Regions from separate parts of the Mus musculus genome. Here all the other regions are linked to region 3. A link is a loop called in an ENCODE intact Hi-C map of the cell type or tissue named here. Cell type or tissue: gastrocnemius. All regions are shown on one strand.

Region 1 (5,000 bases), 170 kb after region 3:
AAGCATTTGGAAAGCAAAGCATAAGAAACATTTGAGCTGTGCTGAAGAGCAGCCTAAGTAATGCAGCACAGCACCCTATCTCAAAAGCAAGCAAAAAGAAAACATGAAATAATTATTCTGGGCTGGTCAAGGTGGCACCCACCAGTAGTCTTAGTACTAGAGAAGCTAAGGGAAGACGGCCTCAAGTTTGGGGTTAGCCTGGGCTACACAGTGTAACCTGCCTCCTATCTAACCAAGCCAACAGATAAAACACAAGTACAGAAAAGAGGAGGGAAGAAAAGTACAGCTATCAAGTGAGTACAGTACATTTGCCAAATTCAATCTGCATCTTATAATACTAAGTATTTATATACAGATATCACACATACATTTCAAATACTTACAGGCTTAGGCTTCTCTCTTGAATTACATTTTTTCAAATGTTTTGCTAGTTGGTCTTCATACACTGTGCTAAATTTAAAGAGAAAATTTAAGAGTTAGAAAAATCGTAAATGAACCTTGTGAAACTTAACCGTTTCTAGTACATCACACAAACAAATATATACAAACACACACACATACACACACACACACACACACACACACACACACAAAGACTAATGCACTCACGCACCCCAAATGACAAAAACCCACTTATTTGACCTTATACTTAACTGTTTTGGATCTAAAGGACACAAGATTCTTTTCCGAGTATTTTCTTCCTAATAAATTAAAACGGATACATTTATTTAAATGTCAAGTTTATTACATTCAGATGTTAGATACACCCACAGTGTGTTTCTATTCCTAAAATAAGGTAAGAAAACTTAAAGGATACAATGAAAAATAAGCAAGATTAGGTCATGCCGCATAATAAGAGTCTTCATTGTAGCTCGCTTCTGTATGAATGAATAAGTACTGTTTTGGCTTGCTAATGTAATTTTGCATCAGAGATAACACCTCCTAAAAATGGGTACAGTAATTGTATGCACCATTAAGAAAAGATGTTAACCATGTACTTTGGATTAACTAACAACAATATTCATCATGTACAAAATGATCTTTTGAAATAAATATATACTGGGTATAAGTGGCTAAATTGAGCTGACTAAAATACTCATTACTTGCATCCTTGCTCTTTTTGAAAAGTGTTGCCCATTTAAATTGATTTTAAAATGCGTATTTGTCTAAAGGTGTTCAAATATGGGGAAATGATGGGCGTGGTGGAGCATGCTTTGAATATCAGCTCTCCAGAGGAAGGGCAGACAGAGCCAAAGGCCAGCCAGGGTGACCCTCAGACCCTCTCTCAGAATAGAGTACAGGAGAAAATACGCCAGGAACAACAAGGCATGGCTTTAACAATTTAGAATGGGTCATATTCACTAGCTTTGCAACTTTTCTAAATGCTAGTTACAGTCTTTTATGTTTTATGCATTTAATTATAGGCACTGGGAGAAAAGCAAGGGAAACAATGTTGGCAGGTCTGCCCCACAGATCCTATCAACCTGGATGCAACAGGATGGCCCAATTATTAAATCCAGAGGCCAGTGGTTAGGTGTGATTCTCAGCTCTTTCTATTAGCTGCTAACTCTATAATCCTGACTGCTTCATGTAAATAATAGTATAGACTTTCTATATTAAGTATAGACTTACTATATTATTAAGTAGAATAATAGTATGACTTGCTTCCTAAGGTTTGTGAAAATTGAATTTTTAAAAGCAAAATAACGTTTAGTACTAGCCCTACAGCCAAAGCTGACCAAGTATTTACTCTTAATTTTTCTCAATTGTTTATTTCAATTTATTTCAGAATGTTCATGAAGATACGCACACTGAATTTTAGAGAAAGTTAAGGAATTTTCAGTATTAAAAAAAACAACATTATTTCATGTATAGACTTTTAAATTAAATTCCAGTGTGATTCTTTGATGGAGACCAGCTAGTTGGGAGGCTAAGGCAGGAGAATTCCTGGGATCAGATGTTCAAGACCAATATGAGCAATTCAGCAAGATCCCCATCTCAAAAACAGAAAGTTGTCTTTCAAGGGAAATAGTACTCTAACTTTCAAAGCGTAATCACAGAACACACACACACACACACACACACACACACACACATTTTTAAAATCTATTGTTTGAGTTTAGAAACAGTGTATAGCAGGTTAGTAAAATGTTTTCTTTTTTGGTGTAGAGGGTAATGAGGCTTCCTGTGACTTTAGACTTAACTCTCCAGGAAAACACCTTATGAACTTGTAATTATTATTCTGGGACGGAGAAGGAAAAATAAACGTAAAATAACAAACTTCAAAGTTGAAAGCAAAGTTTTTTGTTTTGTTTTGTTTTGTTTTTTTCTTTTTTTTGTCTCTCAACAGACATTAATGTCATAAGACATTTTGGTTGTAAGTGCAAAAGTATTAGTGGCTCCTAATGTATAAAGAACAGGCAAATTACTAATCTACAAGTCTAAACAAACAAACAAAAATTGTTTCTAAGTTTCTTCCCCATGCATTCACAAGTGGTTATCGTTCAAAAACAATAACTATAATTAATTAGAACCCAGTTAATAAAACCTAGTGATCTTTTTCAAGCACTCCTTTATAAAAATAATCACTTCCCCTGAGGATGGGGGACTAGCGGAAGGAAGGATGAGTGTAAGGGTCTCTGAGACAGCAGAGGGAGCTTTTAGTACAAGAAAGCAATGCTCCTCGGGGGCTCCTCGCGGCTCCGAGCGGTGGGCAGAACTGCATTTACTTAAATCCATGGGACGGAAGCAGGAACCTGTCAAAGGGGCGAGACTGGGGTCCAGCACCCACAGACCCGCGACTCCCAGGAAGGGAGGGCGATAGCTGACCTCGGCGGAGCCAGCGTGTTCGCCACAGAACCTTTTCCCCGCGGCCGCCACCATCCTGCAGAAGCGCTTCTTCTTTTCTACGAAGTAGTTGCATCTGCCGTCGATGGGAAATCCGATCGAGGGCGAAGTCGCCGCCGGAGCCTCCATAACGCTGGGTCCTTTTGAAAGCCTGGCTCAGCCCAAAGTTGTCAGTCCCCTTTGGTCCCACTTCCCTTAACAAACGTGGCCGCCTGAGGGGGGTGGGTCCACGGAAATGACGCATCAGCCCGGCTCGGTCGGTGCCCGAACCGGAAAAAGGTGACGGTGGCTGACGAGGTCCAAAGCTCCTTCGTTCCCTCTGTTTATCGTTTCCCTCCTCCTCCGCGGGAGCTGAGCGCCAAACTCAAACTCATCGGGACCGGCTCTTCTTTGCAGCCGGGACCGAAGGCCGGGCCTACTGGGCTTCTTCACCCTCCCGTCGGGGCAGCGGTCCGACATGAGTCAAGTTCTGTTCCAGCAGCTTGTTCCCTTGCTAGTGAAATGCAAAGACTGCGAGGAGAGGTGAGCTCCCGGAGCCGGCGGGTGGCGGTTGGGGTCGCGCCAATGGGGAAGATGGCGGCTGGGTTCCGTGGGGATCGGTCGGTCCGCGGGTGTCGGACTGTCACACCGGGAATCGGGAAGGGACCCTGCGGACTTAATGGATACCTTTGTTTGTGGCCGGGCCGGCCGTTGCGGAGGGGACGCGAGGAAAGGGAATGAGGAAATGGCAAGCCGACTCCTTCACGTCCGTGTTCTGGCCCTCAGCGGGACAGAGCCCAGCCTGTCCTTTCTGGGTGGCAACTCTGATTCTCCCTGTCATTTCCACAAAAGCTTCACGGTGACTTCAGGGAGCTGTCCGCACTAGGATTCAGGTCGCCCGGCCCTTCACTCATGCTCTCCTTTGAAGAACACTGGGGGTGAAGCTTTAGAACTCCATCTAAAAACAAAACAAAACGTTCAGTGACATATTTCGGTTCATCCGCACGTCAGTTTCAATCATTTAACCAACTCCCAAAACTGGAAAAATCAGGAATTCTGTACATTCAAAACATAAGTCAACCCGTAAAGCCCTTCGTCGGACCCCTGGGGATACCTTGATCTTCACAGAGTTTACACTAGGGTATCTTATCGCACAGATGAATGCAAACTTGCCACACTAACCACAGGCGATCTGATTTTTCCCTCTTTTACTAATAACTTTTTAGTTGTTAGTTTCTGTGAACATTACATTTTCTCATTTGCTAAATTGATTTAATATGTCTAGCTGTTCATTTGATTGCAATGAAGACCAGGTGTGAAAATGTTTGTAGAAACTAAACGGTGAAAAAAATGTTGAATTAAAAAACAACAAAAACAAAAAGAAGACACTGATGTATTGAGTCGCTGGACTGTTAAACTGTGGTATGCGATTTAAAATTAGGTCCAGAATCAACCAGCAAAGCAGTCAGAAAAATGGACTTAAAACATCAGCCGTATATAGGAATCTGTAGGTTATTTAATTGTCTTATTGTTTGTTTGATTTTGACAGTTGAAGTGGTGCCCTCACTTAGCATGCTCTACCACTGATGTGTAACCCCCACCCCACCCCAGCCTCTCATTGGTGATTATTTTGTGATGTTTAATATATAGACATGTAGTTATTGAATTCGGGCTAATCCAAACTGATGTCTGTAAGTATAAAATTCATAGATTTTGAAGACCTGCTAGTAACAGAAATGTAAAAAGTCTCAATTTTATGTTGATTATCTGTTGCGGCTTTATTTAGGGTATATTGGGGTCAAATGTATTCAAATTAATTTTTACTTTGAGAGTTATTTTTTTTAAGTAACTTCTAAACAGTTTAAAGTGACACACATGACTCAAGTTTGTGGTGTCCATTTTGTTTCTGTTGGGCAATATGGGCCATTACTTGTGATTCCATGCCTGACACTCTGAACTCTTCTTCGACACATTAAATTGTAATCACAGTTAATCGTGTTAAAACACAACTTCAACTTTAAAAATTACTCAGCCGGGCATGGTGGTGCACGCCTTTGATCCCAGCACTCGGGAGGCAGAGGCAGGCGGATTTCTGATTTCGAGGCCAGCCTGGTCTACAGAGTGAGTTCCAGGACAGCCAGGGCTGTACAGAGAAACCCTGTCTTGGGAAAAAA
Region 2 (5,000 bases), 63 kb after region 3:
TTTTCTAAAGAGCTTAAGCAACTGGGGCTGGGGACATGGCTCCCTGGGCAAAGCGCTTGCCCTGGAAACAGCAGGAGCCACACTCAGATCTCAGGACCAATGTAAAAAGCTGTGTGTGATGATCTGGAGAGATGGCTCAGAGGTTAAGAGCACAGCCTGTTCTTCCAGAGGATCTGAGTTAGGTGCTTGTAACTCTAGTTCCTGAGGAAGTCATCTGAAGTCAACCTCCAGTCTCCACCAGTGCGCTGGCACACACACACACACACACACACACACACACACACACACACAAGCACACACACAAGCACACACACGCACGCACATGCACACATACACACACACATACACACACACAAGCGCACGCACGCACATGCACACATACACACACACATACACACACACAAGCACACACACGCACATGCACACATACACACACACATGCACGCACACGCACGCACGCACATGCACACATACACACACACACGCACACATACACACACATGCTCACATGCACTCACTTGCACATTCACACAAATAATAAACATAAGTAATCTAATAGGCTTTCCCAAATATTATTTGGGAAATGGCTTTATTTAAAAATGCAAGGTTGCAGTGAACACTTAATGAAGACTTATGTAAATACTGAAGCTCATTATATGGAGACACAAATGTGTATCTTTGAGTAGGTTTTCAAAGAATAATAAATCGCATTTTTATTTATCTAGTGCCCTGGCAATTTTCTTACACTCTAGGGGAATGCAAGATAAAATAATAGCAATATTAGAATGAAAAAAAAAAAAAGAAATCAGAAACCTGTGAATTCTTCATTTGTAAAGAGGAAGAAGAGCAGGCTGTGAGAAGAGAAGCTAAGAACCCACTGACCCTTTCTGCTTTCAGGCCCATCAATTTGAGGAAGAAATATGTAAGCAGAAAAAATTGGAAACCAATTCTCTAAATTAAACTCCTGATGTAGGCAAACAGAAAGCAAAGGCTTGGTGAAAAGTGAGGTTATGAGTTTAAAGAATATTAGTTTCAGTTTGTGGGTGTGAGATAAACAAAGCAATCCATTGATGAGTTGTATCAGAGCTCCTAAAAATATTCTTTTAATTGGACATTTTCTTTATTTACATTTTAAATGTTATCCCCTTTCCTGGTTTCCCCTGCAAAAATTCCCTTCCCCTACCCTCTACCCCCTCCCCCTGCTCACCAACCCACCCACTCCCACCTCCTGGCCCTGGCATTCCCCTACACTGGGTCATAGAACCTTCAGAGGACCAAAGGCCTCTCCTCCCACTCATGTCCAACTAAGTTATCCTCTGCTACTTATGGAGCTGGAGCCATGGGTCCCACCATGTGTACTCTTTGGTTGGTGGTTTAGTCCCTGGGAGCTCTGGGGGTACTGGTTAGTTCACATTATTGTTCCTCCTAGGGGGCTGCAAACCCCTTCAACTTCTTGGGTACTTTCTTTGGCTCCTTCAGTGGTGACCCTGTGCTCCATCCAATGGATGGCTGTGAGCATCCACTTCTGTATTTATCAGGCACTAGCAGAGCCTCTCAGGAGACAGCTATATCAGGTTCCTGTTAGCAAGCACTTGTTGGCATCCACAATAGTGTCTTGGGTTTGGTGCTTGTATATGGGATGGATCCCCAAGTGGGGAAGTCTCTGGATGGTCATTCCTTCAGACTCTGCTCCAAACTTTGTCTCTGTAACTGCTTCCATGGGTGTTTTGTTACCCCTTCTAAGAAGGAAGTAAGTATCCAAGACTTGACTTCAAGAAGTCTTCCTTCCTCTTAAGTTTCATGTCGTTTGTGAATTGTTATTTTTGGTATTCTGAATTTCTGGGCTAATATCCACTTATCGGTGAGTGCATACCATTTGTGTTCTTTTGTGATTGGGTTACCTCACTTAGGATTATATCCTCCAGCTCCATCCATTTGCCTAAGAATTTCATAAACTCATTGTTTTTGTTTGTTTGTTTGGTTGGTTTTTGGAGACAGTTTCTCTGTATAGCCCTGGTTGTCCTGGAACTCACTCTGTAGACCAGGCTGGCCCTGAACTCAGAAATTTGCCTGCCTCTGCCTCCCAAGTATTGGGATTAAAGGCGTGCACCACCACACCCGGCTCTTTTTTTTTTTTTTTTTTTTAAATAACCCTATTTAAAAATGAGATACAGAGGTAAACAAAGAATTCTCAACTGAGGAATACCGAATGGCTGAGAAACACCTAAAGAAATGTTCAACATCCTTAGTCATCAGGGAAATGCAAATCAAAACAACCCTGAGATTCCACCTCACACCAGTCAGAATGGCTAAGATCAAAAATTCAGGTGACAGCAGATGCTGGCGAGGATGTGGAGAGAGAGGAACACTCCTCCATTGCTGATGGGATTGCAAGCTGGTAAAACCACTCTGGAAATCAGTCTGGAGGTTCCTCAGAAAATTGGACATGGTACTACCGGAGGATCCAGCTATACTACTCCTGGGCATATACCCTAAAGAATATTCTTAAAGAGCCAGGCTGTTAGTAGATACCTGTAAAACCAACACTTGGGAAGTAGAGGCAGGTTCAAGTCTAGCCTCGGACAAACAGGAAGTGCCTGGCCAGTCTGGATTACATGAATCTGTCTCAAAAACCAAACCAAACCAACCCTAAAGTAATCACGCTAAGGATCGGTATCGAGTGTCAAGTCCACCGAACTGTTGGTATTGGTTGGTCTTTTATGAGCATGTGGAAATAAAAATTAGGATTAAAATAGAAGCTGAATTGTTTTAGATAATGCAAATTAAGTCCCTTGTGGGAGTAACACAGCTTCTTTGTGGTTGTCGTACCTTCTTTGAAAAACTGAGACTCCACAGTGGCATCTGTGCCACGCCCAACCATACTCTCACCACACATAGTGGAGCTCTGTCTCACCCGCAGACGCCCAGTCTCCACCCAGCTTCCCTCAACACTGCTGATACATCCTCACACCAGCATGAAGGAGACCCCAAGCCACCATAATTCTCAAAGCTTTACTCTGAAATACTCTGTTTTTTCTTAATAAGCCTATGCTCACTCCCTGTCAACTGGCTGCTTGCTTCCCTTCTTGACCTACAGTTGAGGTGATTTAATTCTGTGTATTCCAGCAGAAAGCTCTTAGGTTAAAAGTGTGCTTAGGCTGAGCCACAGCACAACTAGATTTTTCCAGTAAATAACACAATCTGGAAATTCGCAATGTGATCAAATATCCTGCAATGTTCATCTCCATCTACATGAACTACAGCACAGATATACACGGCACACTGTAACATCGGACCAGGTTCACCCGAGCCATAACCTCAGCTGCTTACAGGATCAGGGAACAACGTAAACCTAGATGTAGCTAGCTATGAAGCAGCAGAGCGTAATGGAGGCGCGTTTCTGTACTAAAGGCCTCGACTACTCTGGAATGCTGTAGTCCAAAGACAGCCATGTGTGGGATGAATGTGGCAAAACCGGCCAGGGTTACTATAAGATCCTTAATGGAAGAACGTCCCTTATGCATGCCTGAATGGCTAGTCCCACTGCTCTTGAGCACTAGAAAGTCCTAACTAATTATAGTGAGTGTCAACTGAATGCAAGCATCATAATACTACAACTAATGATCAGATAACCAGCCAGCTACTAAGTGTATAATGGACGAGTAAGCAGCATAGATATTATTGATACTGGACAAAGACGATTCATGTCACAGGCAGGACAGGATAAGTGTGAGATCTCATCATGCTACTCAGGAAGGAGCTGCATTAAAAACTGATGAGTTATTTATGTCCAGTTTTCTAGACAATGTTCCTGGACCACAGCTGACTCTAGGTAGCTCAAACTACAGAAAGTGGAACCTGCAGGTAAGGATACTAATACACACACATTACAGATCAAATCTATGTCCCTGGCTTAGTTTATTACATTAAAAAAGCAGCAGCTCATATTTAGGGTATGAACAACAATTTATTTATAACGTTAGGGTATGATGTTAATATTGAAGTTGACTATTACACATATTCATTACGTTTGATCGTTCACTGTCTATATCTGGGGAGATATCCCACGAGCTTAACATGATGGAGCATTCTCAGCAACTGACAGTGCCAACCTCCATCTCCAAAGACTCAAGTCCTGTGGTAGCTGACGTCTCACTCACTGTGTTGCAGCATGCATGGGCTAAGTCAGTGCAACAAGGAGGTAGAGCGTACGTGAACACCCTAGAGGTGTGGATTTGCCATCCCAATTCCTTCACACTCGATGACGTAAGTGTCCTTAGTGGCATCTTCTTCCTCTTCTGATTTCTTCACGGTAAATTTGGCCTGAAAATGGAACAGTAGTAAGTGAATACACATGAGAGGACAGAGGGCGATCCTAGGATGGAAGTTAAGGAGACAGAGTTAATATCAAACCCATCTGAAAAAGGTATACACATAAAAATCAAGAGATACGTGAAGAAATGCAACCCTTCTTTCATGCTGGGATCACTGTTGTGGAGTTTGTCAGGACAGAGAATCAGGCTCCACTCCACGCCCACTGACTGGGGACAGGGGACATGTGGGAGCAGGGGACATGTGGGACAGGGGACATGTGCAGCCAAGTCAGATGTAGATTCTGAAGCATTGCCTGTTGCTGGCGAAAAGGCATCATTTCTCTTCCCTTTTGTTTTTCTAAAACATGTATCTGAACCATTTACCTGTCAGGTATGACATTATTTGCTCTCATTAAATTTTTCCTGCCAATTTAATTCTCTAAATACATAATTCAGGAAGCATGCTCAGAAAGGGTAGGTAGGGCGGAGGAGTGGCGGTGACTAATGCCCTTCAGCACCGAGCCTAACACTGTAGTTCTCACTTATTAGCTAAAGTAGCTCTGAAATATGTGATCTTTGTCGATGCTCTGGAAGTGCCATTTTAAAGGCAAAGGCTGATCCTTTCAACAAAATAATTTAAGTCAAAACAACTACATAGGTTTAAGATTCTGAGAAAGGGATTTCAAG
Region 3 (5,000 bases):
CAGAAGCCTTGTGCACTGTGAAGCTTCGGCACCTGTAGTATACACACACACACACACTGACTGCCCTCTACCCTGTGGGTGCTCCCACAAATACCTAGTGACTGATTCACAGGCCAATTACAGGTCTGGTGATGACACCAGGTATGACGGCCTGGTGCTACTCTGGGGAGTGTGAGGAACCCAGACGTGCTGTGGGAGGAGGAAGAATTAATATCGTGAAGTTCTAAAAGGACTGCAGTGTTAACAGGACCAAACTACGTACAGTGTGCATCCCTCCCCAAGCTATAGAAAGCTAGTAATACCTTCGGAACTCTTTGGGAAAAGTGAAGGAACCCGATTATCAAAGAACCAACAAACTAACTAGTTCAGGGGGTGCTAAAAAAAAAAGTAGGGGGGGACTTACTTTTCATAGACCAGCTCCTCGTCGATGGAGAAATAGTGGATATTTATTGTGCTTTTTGGTCTATTCCTTAAAGTAGCAAAATATAATCGATCTGAAAGACAAGTTTAAAAGACAGAACATGAGAAGCAGGGACGCGAGACTGAGAGTGCAGATCATGCACAAAGGATTAATAACTGCTACACATCGTTTAAAGACCTTTAACACGTGGGATTCTTGGAGAAACAGGATCTTCCAGAAAGCTACAGAGCCCCAAAAGCACATCTTGCTAAGAGGCTAGAAGACCCAGCAGGGGGCAGAGCATCTTCTGAGTTCCCTCACCCCCTGGTTGCGTGCGGGCGGGTGCAGACAGGAGCTGTGGGTACCCGCAAAACTGGAGACACAAGTTTGGTTCGGAAACCTTCAGACCTCAGCTGCGGTGGAATGGGAAAAGAGGCGAGCTTCTGCCGCTGCAGCTTAGCAGACTTCAAGAGGAAGGAAGGAAAGATAGGGGGGTGTGGTTGGGGGTAGGGGGTGTCCCAAAAACACGGGCCAGCCACCGAGGAAGTAGAGAGTTAGCGGATGGAGGATTAAAACCAGCAGGCTCCCCACCAAGATAGGTTTGCAGGAGGATCCCAAGCAGAGAAGCCTGCACTGTCCGGGTACGAGGAAGCTGCAGAGGGAGTGAGAACGCGAAAAAAGAAGCCGGAAGCAGGGGGTCCTCCGGGAGTTGAGTAGCGAGAAGGGGCCCGAGCGCCGAGCCGCAGTACTGAGGGACACAGGGCCCGAAAAGAAACCCAGCATAGAGGCTTGGGACAAAGGGGTGAGCCGTGAGGAGTTGGGGGGGGGGAGTGGCGTGGAAGGGCCGGAGGATGCCGGGTGGCTGCTCCTCACCTTTCATGAACTCGCAAGCCCCGATTAGTTCCCCAGACTCCGCTGCCATCTTAAGCGAGATCCGCACGGGGGAGGGCTGGGTCGTGGCCAGCTGAGGTCACCCGCCCCCGGGGGCTTCCCCACTGCCCAAGAGCTGGGAGCTCGCGGTCCCAATCACCGAGCCTGCCTGAGGGAGGAGGCAGTCGCCCAAGGCGGAGGCAGCTGCAGGGTCAGCGCGTGGGGCGCCCCGGGGACATTCCGTGGGGAACCGAACCCGCTGGGCGCGGGACGCACACGCCCCGGGCTGTAACCGCTGTGATCCGGACTCTGCGGCGGCGGCGGCTGCTGCTGCTTCTCGAGCTGCAGCTCCTCCTTCTCGCGCTGCACCGTCTCCACCAAACCTGGACGGCGCACACCAGCTCCCAAGGCCGGGCAAAGTCTTTCCCCGGCTCCCAAAGTGATCATGGAGGACAAGACGTTTGGCCCGGATCGCGCCCGTGGCCACTCGTGCGGCAGCGGGCAGGACTCCGGAGGTGTCCGCGGGGCTAGTAGCAGCTGCTCAGACTCCTCCTTCGCCACCTCCTTTCAGCAGCAACTCTTCCTCCCTCTCCTCCTCCTCCTCCTCTTAGGTCCGCCCCCAGACCTGCCTCCCCGCCCTCCCTCGTCCCCCTCCACTTTCACCACTCCGCGGCCATCCCTTAAAGGGACAGCTCGGCTCCTTTCTCTGAGCCGGCCTCGGGCCCCAGTTACCAGGCGCCCCGCGGGTCACTAGGAGCCAGTTGCTAAGGCTTTGTTGCCTTTCACCAATTGCTACACAGGAAACTTGGCCCTCTGCCTGGGTGGGGTGGGGGTGGGGTGGATGTCAGGCGGAGCCACAAACTTATGAATGAAAAAGGATGGGTAGAGAGGAGTGAATGCCTCCCAGGAAGCTGCGACTGCCTGGCGGGCTGAGATGCTGTCTCCACGTCTGCACCGGCTAGCTCTTCTTCCACACCAGATTTTTTTTTGTCTCTCAAGCTCTTTCCTGCTTCACTCAGTTTCTTCTAAACTCGCGCGCGCGCACACACACACACACACACACAGAGACACACACGCACGCGCGCGCAGACACACACATTGAAAAACCTCAGACCTTCTCCATGTCGGGTCGTACCGCTAGCTATCTTTCCACCAACCCCTATTCTCACCACTATCGGATCTGTGTCTTTATAACCAATTTTCAAAAGAAGCGATACCTCCTAGCTCCTGAGTACACGGACTGATGCCCTGTAAGTACTAGAGTCTGCTCTCACCTAGGCTTTGTTCTCAAGGGGGAAAAAAATTCCCGTCCAGTTCTCCAAGTCCTTTCATTTTGGCCACAGGTGTGAGCGCAAAATTACACCAGAAGTGTAAGGCTCTAGTCTCGGACTGTAGGCTATCCTAGGCGAAGGGAGAAGAGGGAAAAGGATCTCTTGTCCACAAGAGAAATGAACAGAAGATTTCTGTAGTCTTGGCTGGAGCGTTGCAAAGGAGTACAAAGGCTCCTCTCCAGGAGGCCCCGGACTTGTTCGGCAACGTTTTGATCCAGTTTGGAGAACTTTAATGCTGGGAGCCCTAGGGACGGAACTAGTGGCCAGCCCTTCCCTTACGAAAATGGCGCTACTGAACCACTATCACCAGAGCATGCGCTCTGAGTGGTTTCTCCTTGAAACGGGGATTTGTGCAAGCCTTTGAAAGCTCGCAGTTGCGTGTTGACCTCTAGGGAGAGAGGGGGCGCTCGAGCAAAGTGCCGGCTGAAGCAACTTGGAACACTGACTCCAGGGAGGCAATTCTTAGGCCATTCTTCTGCTCTGCCGGCTTTCCATAAAGCTAAACAAGCACAAAACTAAGTGGATACTACTTTGATATACTGGAAAGTTATTCAGAGCATCTCGGTAATTCTAGCCAAACACATCCTTGGTAAGGGAGTTAAAAAGACACCCTCTCCTTACATTCAAAAGTTAACCCCGAAAAAGAAACAGACTTTACAACTGTAAAAGTCCTGAAAGTTGTAATGAGCCTTGAACCCTTTTGAAGTGTATTACATATTCTAAGAGTCCTGAAAGCAAAGACCTCCCAAAAAGAAAAAGGGAGAAGGAGGAGGGGGAGTACACTTTAAAATAGCCAGGGGTTGGTGGCATATATCTTTAATTACAGCACCTGGGAGGCAGAGGCAGGTGAATCTATGAGTTCAAGGCCAGCCTGGTCTACATAGTGAGTTCCAGGGCAGACAGGGCTATGAAGAGAAACCCTGTCTTGAAAACTAAAAAATAAAAAAAAGAAGGAAAAAGAACAAAGACCCTCTCAAAACTTGAATGTTACCTTTATTCTCCCAAATCCTGGTTTTAATACGTTGAACAATTTCAATTTTGTTGGAATAAACGTAATTGAGATTTTTTTTAATGAAATATGTAGAAAAGCATAGCATGTCAGTCTCAGTAGGCTTCGCCCCTTTGTCTATAAAGCTAACAGTAAAGCCCACTCAACCCATTTCTAAAGCTGCCGCTTTACAAGTCTTATAGTTTTTCATCTGACTATCAACTGCAGTAAAAAGTTGGAGCCAGAGGTGGTGGCTTGCGCTGATTTAGAGTGGCCATAGTCATTTGCTCCTCCCACAGTGTAGGGGCTACAACACAGGCTCTCAGGTTTGGTGGCCTGCATCTTTACCCACTGAGCCATCTCACGGGCTAATGCGGCTGTTTTTGGGTTTTTTGAGGTAGGTCTGGTATAACCCCAGGCTGGCCTGGAACTCCATACGTAAAGAAGGATGACAATAAACTCCTGATCCTCCTTCCAGGAACCCAGGCCTGTGTCACTCTGCCTGGCCATCACATGACTGTACGTTCATAAGTAGTCTCAGGAGAGAGATCCATAAAACACTTTCAGGGGGGCAGATTTCATTGAATAGCTCCTGTAACAACAGGGGTCTATTCTATTCCCAAAAAGGGTTCTACATTGCCTTTCATAGAATTCTCCTTAGAGGTTTTAGACATGAGGAATGAAGTGTGACCTAACAAAACTCTTTAAAAGAGATGAAAATGGGGGCTGGGGAGATGACACAGCAGTTAAGGCGGCTTCCTGATCTTCCAGACGACCCAAATTAAGCTCCACTTCAAGCACCCGTGTTGAGAGGCTCACAATTGCCATTAACTACAGCCCCAGAGCATCCAACACTCTACTGGACAAAATAGCACCCATACCCATGTGGTACATTCTCATGTAGACACACATAAGACTAAAGTAAAAATAAGTAAAAATGGCCCTGAGTTTGTGGCCCATGCCTATGGTCCCAGCATGAGAGTGCTTCATGAGTTGGAGGTCCAACTGGATTAGTGTGAGATAAGATGCTGTCTCAAGCCAAAATTTAAAGGAAAATTATTTTTCCTTACCATATTTACTATATATTTTTGATAATAATTCTTTCTTCTGTAGTTTTTGGTTTTTGAGACAGGGTTTCCCTGTCGCCCTGGCTGGTCTTGAACTCTCTCTGTTGACCAGGCTGGCCTGGAACTCACAGAGGATCTGCCTGCCTCTGCCTACTGAGTACAGGGATTAAAGATGTGTGCCACTTCCATACAGAGGATAAAATTCTTTAATACTGTGCTGTGAGTAATATTAGTAAACTAGGACCTCTCTAAGTCATGCTATTAAAAACTCTGCAAGAAAAATATACAGCATTGTACACATGGCACATACACACCAAGATCCGAACGACATCATAAAACACATT
Region 4 (5,000 bases), 83 kb before region 3:
TTTCCTGATATAATGAAGGACGTGGTCAGGTGAGACAGTCTCAAGTCACACCATAAACCAAGTTGGCATTACATACGAATCCTGATCTTAAACCCACCAACCAGTGATCTGTGCTGCACAAAAAACTGATTTTTTTCTCCCTAAGTTATAAATTCTTGCAGCAGGGATGAGCCGATAATGAAAGTATTCTTAAAAACAAATATTCTAAAAAAGTATTCTAACCCATCGTGGATATGTTCCCAGAGAGTTACTACAAAATCAGAACGTGTTTTTAATTAAAAGTCTCAGCCTAGGGAGTTAGCTGTGAAATCAAGTCTCCTAACAATATCAGAAACTCCACCAGAAAGGTCTCACTAACGTGACTGCCCAAGCATGAGCTGAACAAGTATAATGTCAATGAGCACAGCGAACTGGACGGATTCACCAGGAGGCTTCAAGTCTACACAGAGAACTAGAGGCAACCGACAGAATCTTGGAATGGGAGAAGTGTTCTTCTCCAGGGGAGGCTCTTCTTCACACCAATGCAAAATGGTCAGTATGGGAACATACGTACAGGTAGCATGATATGGACTGTGCAGACTATATTTAGAAATGTGTGTGTGTGTATACACACACATATACATACATATATATATATATATATATATACACACAGATATATATATACACAGATGCATCCAATAATGATCAATGACTAAAGAGACCATGAATTGGAAGGAGAATGAGGAGGGATATATGGAAGGGAGGGAAAGCAAATGAGAAATGTTGTAATTAAATTATAATCTCAAAATTTAAAAAAAAAAAAAAAAAACAGTTTTGGTCAATTTCCACTGAAAATAGACCACTCGGCATTTGATGCTCATCTGCTCACCCGTGAGATATTTCACGTCTTACACACCGATTAACTCCTTGTGCTGAGTAGACTCTGCTAGTGGCTTACTTTATTCATGCAAGGGCAGGCAAGACAGTTTCTGCGCACAAGCACAGAGAGGACACGGAAGACACAGATGTGTCTAATGCAACACAGCGTGAGCCACATGGGGCTGAGAATGACTCAGGGAACCACACAAACAGCCCAAGCCTCTATCCCAACCCTCTCCCCCACCTCCACACCAAGTGCTAGGATTACAGACAGCTCGCCACCATGACAGCTTTTTTTGCACAGGCTGAAGGAATCTACAATCTGGTCTTCATGCTTGCTTTGGCAAACATTTTTCTGATTGAGCCATCTCCCTGGTCCCAGCGTTATATTATTATTATTTTTTTTTTTTTTAAAGCAAAGTTTCCCAGTCAGAGCGATCGGAATGGAGCTGCCTGGGCAGGAACTGAGGCGAGCAGAGGCCCCAGCTGCCGATGGATGGGTGTGAACTGTGTTTACTAGGTGTTGAGCAAATACGATCCTGTTCTCTGAGTACCAAGGTAAAAAACAAGAAGCCCTGTGCGGTGCCCCTGCACCTGCGAAAGCAGCAGCTCCTCTCCTCTGAGGTCAGGTAGATGTAGCTGGGTGTGGCTCTCACCTGCCAAGGTCAAAGATGTGTCCCAGATAGCCAGCATTTGAGAAAACAAAATCAAGTCAACAATAGATTGACAATCTGAAAAAAATACCCTCCTGCTGACAGCGCTATTTCTCAGACAGCATTCGCTCAAAAGTGGTTAGACTTATTACTTATTGGGAGCTGGGGGGGGGGGGGGTGACAGACATCATGTAGCTAAAAGGAAGCCTTCTAAGTAGTTGCTACATTCTAAAGTTGATCTTTGAACTCTACTGAATCCCCAGGAGGCTACTTAAGGAAGCTTTTTGAAATTGAAAAACTAAGCGAGGTAATAAATGTGACCCACAGAGATGAGCGCTCCTCCCGACCCCCAAAAGATCACCCCTCAAGCTCCTTTCTCTGCATTTCGTCTCCATCAATCCCAGCCACAAGCAAGAACAAGGTACTGCTAGTGGGTGACCCTGCTCTGCATTTTCCTGTGAGGTCACCAGCTCATGGACCAGTCATCAAAATAAAGCAATAACGCGCTTCGCGGAAAGCAGAGGGAGCTATAAATTGAGGACCTAGCGTCACCAAGGTCGTCAAAGCAGGATGTCTTGCAGTCACTTCACCACTAGAGGGCGTGCTGCCCATATATACACAGGCACATACCATCACGGTGTAAATTGAACACTAGGGCTCTTGTTTTCACATATCTCCCTAGGATAAAAGGTCGATATTATTTTCCTGAACTGATCCCTGGCTAGATTCCAAAAGGAGTGGTTGTAGTATTGGTTCTCGGGTTCTTTGGGAATACCTTACAAGCCCTGTCGGAAAGTACAGACGTTTCGACACTGATTGCTACGGGGCGCTTTCAGATCGTGTGACTTTGGTTAGTTGTTAGGGTGGGTGAGCGGATTGGTTGGTTGGTTGGATCTGGATATGCCTAGTATTACTGGTAGAATCCTGACTGAGCAATGTGTGTCTAAGCAACAGGACAGACGGGTTGACTTGGGAACTGGAGAAACCATATTCTAGAAGGTGTTTTGGTTTTGTTTTGTTTTGTTTTGTTTTTGGGTTTTTGGGTTTTTTTTGTTTTTGTTTTTGTTTTTCAAGACCTGTGTCTGATGCTATTTCTCAGTCCTAAAGTCAATAATCCATGTGCTGGTCACATGGAAATATCCAAATTCCGGAGGCATCCTTCTCTAAACCTCCTAAATTGGACAATCTTGAAAGTACTCCCACATGAGCAGTCAGAGCGGATAGAGCACTGACTTAGGCTTCATGCCATTCTGGGGGACCATGACCGTACATGGCAAGCCTGTTATTTTGTGGAATCATTACCCTGGCCACCCATGGCTCCTGTGTCTTACAGGATGAACAGACCAGACTCAGGTATGCTGGAGTGTAAACGCCACACTGGACTTTGAAGGCATGATTTTTTTTTTAAATGTAAACTAAACTACTCCATTAATAATCCCTGTCTTAACTATATGTTGAAATATGTGGGATATAATGAATTAATTGAAATACATCTTTTAAAATACCTTCACCATTTCTTTCTATCATTTCTGAATGTCCCTAGTGGAATATTTAAAATATCCATATGACTAATTATACATGGCATTCTTTTTTTGTTGTTTTTTTGGTTTTGGTTTTTTTGTTTTTTGTTTTTTTGAGACAGGGTTTCTCTGTATAGCCCTGGCTGTCCTGGAACTCACTTTGTAGACCAGTCTGGCCTCAAACTCAGAAATCTGCCTGCCTCTGCCTCCCATGTGCTGGGATTAAAGGCGTGGGCCACCACCGCCTGGCTTATACATGGCATTCTTTAGATTCCTGAATGGGAGGTGAAAGCAGACAAAACCTTTAAGAAATCGTTAGACTAGAAGCAAGTGGTTACACCCTGCTGACCCATCCTCTGTAGCATTATAAGTAGCATTCTGGTCACATAACCTCCTTTAAGGGACTGACTCAGCAGTTAGAGTACCCGCCATGCAAGTACAAGAACCAGCATCAGATTCCCAGAAAGCCACATAATCTGGTGAGTGTGGCAGCCTGCTTGTAAATCTAGCTTCCAAAGGAATTCCGAGAACAGGCTGGCTAATAAGCCCGGCCATATTGATAAACTCTGAATATGACTGAGACCCACTCTTCCTTAATGAATAGGTAGACGGATGATAGACAATTTATTAACCTTAGGCCTCCACACGCACATGTGTGTACATCCACGCCATACATACAGACACATGTGTGCCCCACACATACAAAACAATGAATGCAGGCACATTGCACACAAACAAAAAAGTGTGGGAGAAACTAATATCACAGATATTAAGCTTGTGTGGTTGGTCGGTTGGATGATTGGTTGGTCAGTTGGTTAGTTGGTTGGTTGGTTGGTTTTTATTTGAGACAGGGTCTCTGTAGCTCAAGCTAGCCTTGAATTCATGGCAATCCTCCTGCCTCGGCTTTCCAAGTACCTAGCATTCTTAAGCCATGCTATATAGTAAGTGTAGTTTAGCAAAGAAGTGTCTATGAGTAAGATCAATAAAACAAATGACAGCTCATGCTGACGAGGATGTAGAATCAGGGCATCCTCACCCACTGATGGTGGATGCAACTGCGTCCTGCCACAGTGCCGTGGTTCCTCAGGAAGATGAGAACTGATATACCTCAAAATCCAGCTGTACCACTCCTGAGAATATACCCAGAGAACTCCCCACCCTACCACAGGGGAACTTACTCAGCTGTGGTCATTGCTGCTCTGTTCATAACAGCTGGAAACTGGAAACCACCCAGGTGTCCCTCGACAGACAGATAAAGAAAAGGTGGTCCATCTTCACAATAGAGTATTACTCAGCCATTAAAAAATGAAATCATAAAATTCACAGGCAAATGGACTGAACTAGGAAAAAAAAAATCATCCTGAGTGAGGTGACCCAGACTCAGGAAGGCAAATATGGCATGTCTTTGTTTATATGTGAATATTAGCTCTTAAGTCAGTGATGACCAAGCTACAATCCATAGACCACGCAGGTTAGATTTAGAGGAAGGGAACGGTGGCAGATAGATCTCCCTAGGAAAGGGAAATACAAGAGATAGTTATGCACAGATGGGAGATGGGGGGCTGAAGCAGAGGACCAAGTGGGAGGGGAAGGAAAGAGGGAGGGGGGACATGGGGAGATACAGCTAAAAATAAGGGCCATTCGGTGGGTGGTATGGAAACCCAATACAGGAAAAGCTTCCTAAAATCCATACATATTTGAGGGCAATCTGGATGCGATCACTAAATGATGGGGAGACAGAGCCCCAACTGCACATTTCTTGTCACCAAATGAAACTTCCAAACCAGGATTGGGTTACATCTGGTTGAGTTGTTGGCCAAAACGCCCAAACAACCCACACTGTGGCCAAGACTGTAAGTCGTTCTCCACAAACTGATGCCCAAGCCCCATTGCTAGAGACAACAGCTACACAAGTCACTGAGCACGGAAAAGTACAGCTGGCACCTGCCTAGACCTCCCACCCCTA
Region 5 (5,000 bases), 410 kb after region 3:
CCATCTATCTATCTATCTATCTATCTATCTATCTATCTATCTATCTATCTACCTACCTACCCACCTACCTACCTGTCTATCTATGTGTTTATCTATACCTCCCCTGCTCTGTGTGTGTCTCTCTCTGTGTTTCTCATCTGTGTTTACAGTCTATTTGTGGGTTAAGTCCTGTCTTAAGTCTTCCTCGGCAGCAGGCGTACCAGCAGTAGTTGCACCTGAGTATGCACTGTCTCACTTCCCTGGAGTCATGTTTGCTGAAAAGGGGTCTGTTGAAGCTGGACCCTACTCCAGCCCCATTGCTTTTGTCTCATTTCTCCCCCTAGACATGTCCCAGACTGAGAATCTATCAAACCTCTCCAGCAGGGCTGTGGTCCTGCATCCTGCCTTGACACTGGGGTGTGGGAATGCTGCTTGGGGCTGCGAAACTAGAGGGAAACACTAGACTGCTTTTACCCTACGCCAGTCAGCCCCAGTGAGAAATAACAGAGAATTAGGCTGACGCTGGGGTTCCCTGACTCCTGGACATCCAGTCACCACTAGAAACCATAGAGTCAGGAACAAAGGGGGCCAGTGGGCTGAGGATGAGCCTGGTGGCGTTGGGGGGAGGGGAACTCTAGCTTAGTTTAGCGATGATGAGTCCAGGAACCCTGAGGGGCCTTCTGAGGGAGACTTAGGCAGCATGGCTCTGTAGACAAAGGCTTTCTCCATGTTCCCCATGGTAGTTCTTGGTGAAAGTGGCGGTTCATGCTTATCCATACCATTTTCTGACCGTTCATTGTGGAAAATGGGTCCATTATCACTTCCCCAGGGTAGACCAGAAATTAAATACCGTTTGCAGAAAGGAATGTCCAGGAAGGGAAGCTTATTGGCTAAACCCTCAGGGCCTCTAAATACCTCACTAGCAAGGGGAGATCTTTGTTTTGGGCTACATGACCACTGGTCATGTCCCTTTGTGGGTCACATGTTCTGGGCCAGGAATCTTGGTAGGGAGCAGAGACATGCCTACCATCCTCAGATGGGTCCCTGGGACCTGGGGTCTGTGAACCCAGTCAACCTTACCCAGTTTCCTGGCACGGACCACTGCGCCACAGGACTCATCTGGTTGGTCTCTCGGGCAAACTCAGTAAAATGAAAAGAGAGAACGAGCAGGCATCATACCTGCTTGCCGTTGTTTTGGGGACGCCCAAAAGAGTTCAGGGTTTTGTCAAAACCAAGTCACTGGAGAGTTTAATTTTCCTTGGGGGGAGGGCAGAATTCTCTTGTGTGTTTGTTGCTACAGTCAAAGGTGAGCTTACTCTAGGAGAGCTAACAGAAGACACTGCTCAGACTGTAAGCGGGAGAGTTTTATAAGGGAAGAGGTCATGTTACTGACACGACTGACCCAGAAACCCACAGAACTACAAACACACATTATCAAGCTTTCTCCATGTTGTTTGCAACATTTATGGTGGATATTTTTGTTTTGGTTTGGTTTTGTTTTTCGAGACGGGGTTTCTCTGTATAGCCCTGGCTGTCCTGGAACTCACTTTGTAGACCAGGCTGGCCTCGAACTCAGAAATCTGCCTGCCTCTGCCTCCCGAGTGCTGGAGTTTAAAGGCGTGTGCTACCACGCCCGGCTGATATTTTTTAATGTTGCTTTCAACTTGTTTGCTATTTTCAGCAAGCGATTACCACAACACACACATACATCATGCATATATACATACATGCATATATACACACATACAGGCATGCATGCATACATATATAATTTTGCGTCAGGGGCATGGAAGTCTGTAATTTAAGATTAAAGCTATGTAGGGCTGGAGAGACATCTCAATGGTTAAGAATACTTGTTCTTGCAGAGGACCTGGGTTTATTTCCTAGTACCCATGTGGCAGGTAACAGCCATCTGTAACTTCAGTTTCATGAGGTCTGACGCTCTCTGTGGGTCGACGGGGCACCTAGTGCACACACAATCATGCAAGCAAGATATTCTTGATCACAACATAAAATAAATAAGCATTTATAAATGGGTTAAAGCTATCACTTAACTTAGGCTGTAAAAGCTGATTCCATGTACAATCCAAGATATAGTGAGGTTGGGTATATTGTTCTCTCAAAGGCAGGTTAAACGTAAATAGGCTGAATGCATAGTAGGACAGCAGGTTAAGTATGCAGTCTTGAATGCTCTCTAGGCACCTTATTAACATGGTGGCAAGATCTGGGAAATTAGTTTATTTTTAATGCAAGAGGTGTTTTCATAAAAAATGTGTCACTACAATTTCCTTTGTCTCTGTTCATAGCACTATAACAAAATGCCAGCTATTATGTACTTTACAGTTGCGAAGCCTTACAGTTGTAAACCACGATCGAGGATACTGAAGGTTTGATGTCTAAGGAGGCTTCATTTCCTGCTGCCTAGATGATGCCTTTCTGAATCTTCACAGGGTAGAAGCCAGCGAGTTTCTGAAGCTTCTTCACTGAGGGCACGAATTCTGGACCAACTCTGAACAAGACGGGCTTTACCCGACACCGACTGCGATACAGTTGTGACTTAGACATGTGGGCTCTTGGACTGTGGAAGTCTCCTTAAGTCCCTGTTTCAGGGGGGCCCTCATTGCTGCTCCCCAGTCACTGTTGCTCTGCGGGTTATGCAGGATACAGCCCTTTGTCTTTATTGGGGACATATCAGGGACGGAGCTTTACGGGGATGGAGGAATAAAAAACAAGCAAGCACCTCCCTTGCCATTCAAGGACCAGACAGGGGGAGCCGTGAGCTGCCATAAAAGGAAATGAACTTGTTCTTCCTCGGAGTCAGGCATTCGGAACACAATGTCCTGGTGTCTGCTGCCCCCGTGTGGACATTTACATGTGTTGACTTCAGTCTTGGGTTTTCCTTATTAGGTGGTTCTATGCCCAAAGAAAGAATAGGTCAGATACAAAGAATTTTTTTTTTTTTGGAGGGGGGGGGGTGTTCGAGACAGGGTTTCTCTGTGTGGCCCTGGCTGTCCTGGAACTCACTCTGTAGACCAGGCTGGCCACGAACTCAGAAATCCGCCTGCCTCTGCCTCCCAAGTGTTGGGATTAAAGGCGTGCGCCACCATGCCCGGCTAGATACAAAGAATTTAAGGCGTCCTTCTGCCTCAGCTTGTCCCCAAATCCCTCTAGGTTCCCTGTGCTCTAAGGGTCACACGTATCCACTGCCTTTTTCTCCTTGGTGGTATGCTATCCTGAAGCAGGACTAAGTCCACACTGGATCTCCCCTGCCTTTAAGAGCTTTTGAAGAATCAGCTTGGGGAATGGAAACCTCCAGAGAATCGCCCTTTTCTCCTTACCTTGAATGTAGATGGCACGCACGACTAGTTTGCCATTGGCATAGCGGACAGGATGGCTTGTTATGTCTATGATTTCGTCCTGTGGTGTACGTATAATGTCCCGGCTGTCTCAGTCGCTTTCTGGGCTCGCATATGTGACTACGTAGCCACACTATGAAGTGCTGTGAAAAGGAGCTGAGTGTGGTGATGGATGTCAGCCTTCAAGAAATGGAGCCATTGGTGCAGGAGGACAAGCGCAGTCGTATTTCTCTAACAATCACATGAACCCAGAGGCAGATCACTCTCCAGTTGAGATCCGAGCCCTGGAAAATACCCGGATTGCAGGTGAAAACCAGAGGGCTGCATGAATCTGTGCCTAGATTCTGTTAGGGAAGAAACGTGTGCTGTTTTTTTTTTTTTTAACCAGCGGGTGTCTGCGAACCTTTGCTATCGACAGAGAAACAGAACTCTGCTCTTTGGTTTTTACTTATGACTTCCCTGTCCGCGGGACCGCATCACACATCCTAGTCTGTGTTCTAGTTTGCTGTCTGGTGCTGTGATAAATACCAGGATCAAAAGCAGCTAGGGGAAGAAAGGGTTTGCTTGACTCGAATGTCTCTATCACAGTCCACTGTAAAGAGAAGTCAGGGCAAGAGGAGAAGCAGGAACTGAAGCAGAAACCAGGGAGGAGCACTGACAGCGTAGTACACTCAGCTTGATTGCCTGCCTCCCTCCTTTCCTTCCTTCCTTCTTTTTTGTTTGTTTGTTTGTTTGTTTGTTTGTTTGTTTGAGACAGGTTTCTCTGTTTTACCCTGGCTGTCCTGGAACTCACTCTGTAGGCCAGGCCAGCCTAGACCTCAGAGATCTGCCTGCCTTTACCTCCGCAGTGCTGGGATTAAAGGCATGGGCTACCATGCCTGGTTCTCAGCTTGCTTTCTTATACACCCCAGGACCACTGCCCATGGTGATCTGATTCCTCCAACATCCATTATTAATCAATAAAATTCCCTGCAGACATGTGCACAGGACAGTCTGATGGAGGCAATTGGAGTTGAGGTTCCCTCTTCCCAGATAACCCTACCTGTGTTCAGTTGACCAAAATTTAACCAGCACAGTTAAGTTTTTGAAAATCAATACAATCAACAAATAACCTTTGGTTTAGAACTGCTCTTCCCTCCCACCAAGAGTCTGGCACGGACCTTGCTCTTTTGGCTCCTTGAAGGTGAGTCCTCTGTCAGGGGCTATCCCAGCTCCTTACCAGAGTCCTGAGGGGGCTTGCATATGTAATTTACCTACTCAAGGTAAAGCTGGTTTAATGACAAACTTTGTTCTTTCACAGTATGAGCTATTAGACTTTCCATGGCTTCAATCTTAAGTTGCAACAGGCTCCTTAATCCTTTCACAGTTACAAGAAACTTATGATTCCTGGGGAAATAGACAATTCACAGAGCAGAAAAATATAAAACCAAAATGTCTTAGCTAAGGTTTCCATTGATGTGAAGAGACACTGTGACCAAGGCAACTTTCATGAAGGTTGTTACTGGGACTGGGTTACAGGTTCAGAGGTTCAGTCCATTATCTTCCTAGCAGGAAGCACTGCAGCATCCAGGCAGGCATGGTGCTAGAGAAAGAGCTGAGAGTTCTCCATCTTGATCTGAAGGCTCTCAGGAGAAGACTATCTTCAGGCAGCTAGAAGGAGAGCCT

Evidence for each region. Peaks named below come from ENCODE experiments on the same cell type or tissue, not always from the same donor. Only the 100,000 strongest peaks of a DNase experiment are listed, where the experiment ranks them.
Region 1: a loop joins it to region 3, with 2.2 times the contacts of the local background. A loop is called at or near these places in 6 of 42 quality-filtered maps.
Region 2: it touches region 3 in a loop (3-fold over the local background); 19 of 42 quality-filtered maps call a loop at or near these places.
Region 4: it touches region 3 in a loop (5-fold over the local background); 15 of 42 quality-filtered maps call a loop at or near these places.
Region 5: it touches region 3 in a loop (3-fold over the local background); 2 of 42 quality-filtered maps call a loop at or near these places.

What each region holds. Positions count from the first base shown.
Region 1 is chr3:116,591,810-116,596,809 of GRCm38, forward strand. Trmt13 (tRNA methyltransferase 13) reads right to left here. Exons shown (of 12, transcript NM_030016.3): 2 at 2,830-3,784; 3 at 655-701; 4 at 384-450. The coding sequence starts at 2,976. It overlaps Sass6 (SAS-6 centriolar assembly protein), which reads left to right and starts at 3,149. Exons shown (of 17, transcript NM_028349.3): 1 at 3,149-3,369. The coding sequence starts at 3,305. In gastrocnemius, a CTCF peak has its summit at 2,659 (motif pointing right); DNase peaks (open chromatin) are centred at 2,820 and 3,133; H3K4me3 peaks cover 2,173 bases; H3K27ac peaks cover 1,729 bases.
Region 2 is chr3:116,485,016-116,490,015 of GRCm38, forward strand. Rtca (RNA 3'-terminal phosphate cyclase) reads right to left here. Exons shown (of 11, transcript NM_025517.3): 11 at 3,948-4,323. The coding sequence ends at 4,222. Among named protein-coding and RNA genes, the nearest start is that of Rtca, 21 kb to the right of the region's middle. In gastrocnemius, no CTCF peak of the experiment used is centred here; no DNase peak of the experiment used is centred here.
Region 3 is chr3:116,422,164-116,427,163 of GRCm38, forward strand. Cdc14a (CDC14 cell division cycle 14A) reads right to left here and starts at 1,869. Exons shown (of 16, transcript NM_001080818.2): 1 at 1,274-1,869; 2 at 404-494. The coding sequence starts at 1,322. Gm40125 (a long non-coding RNA gene) reads left to right here and starts at 2,088. Exons shown (of 3, transcript XR_867571.3): 1 at 2,088-2,520. In gastrocnemius, CTCF peaks have their summits at 684 (motif pointing right) and 2,999; DNase peaks (open chromatin) are centred at 732, 1,113, 1,438, 1,916 and 1 more place; H3K4me3 peaks cover 3,285 bases; H3K27ac peaks cover 3,393 bases.
Region 4 is chr3:116,339,090-116,344,089 of GRCm38, forward strand. All of the region lies in intron 7 of Cdc14a (CDC14 cell division cycle 14A), which reads right to left. Among named protein-coding and RNA genes, the nearest start is that of Cdc14a, 82 kb to the right of the region's middle. In gastrocnemius, a CTCF peak has its summit at 2,108 (motif pointing right); a DNase peak (open chromatin) is centred at 2,094; H3K4me3 peaks cover 644 bases; H3K27ac peaks cover 1,630 bases.
Region 5 is chr3:116,833,393-116,838,392 of GRCm38, forward strand. Gm40128 (a long non-coding RNA gene) reads right to left here. Exons shown (of 3, transcript XR_867574.1): 2 at 3,318-3,619; 3 at 1,965-2,892. Among named protein-coding and RNA genes, the nearest start is that of Gm40128, 5.6 kb to the right of the region's middle. In gastrocnemius, a CTCF peak has its summit at 2,822 (motif pointing left); a DNase peak (open chromatin) is centred at 2,820; H3K4me3 peaks cover 568 bases; H3K27ac peaks cover 2,281 bases.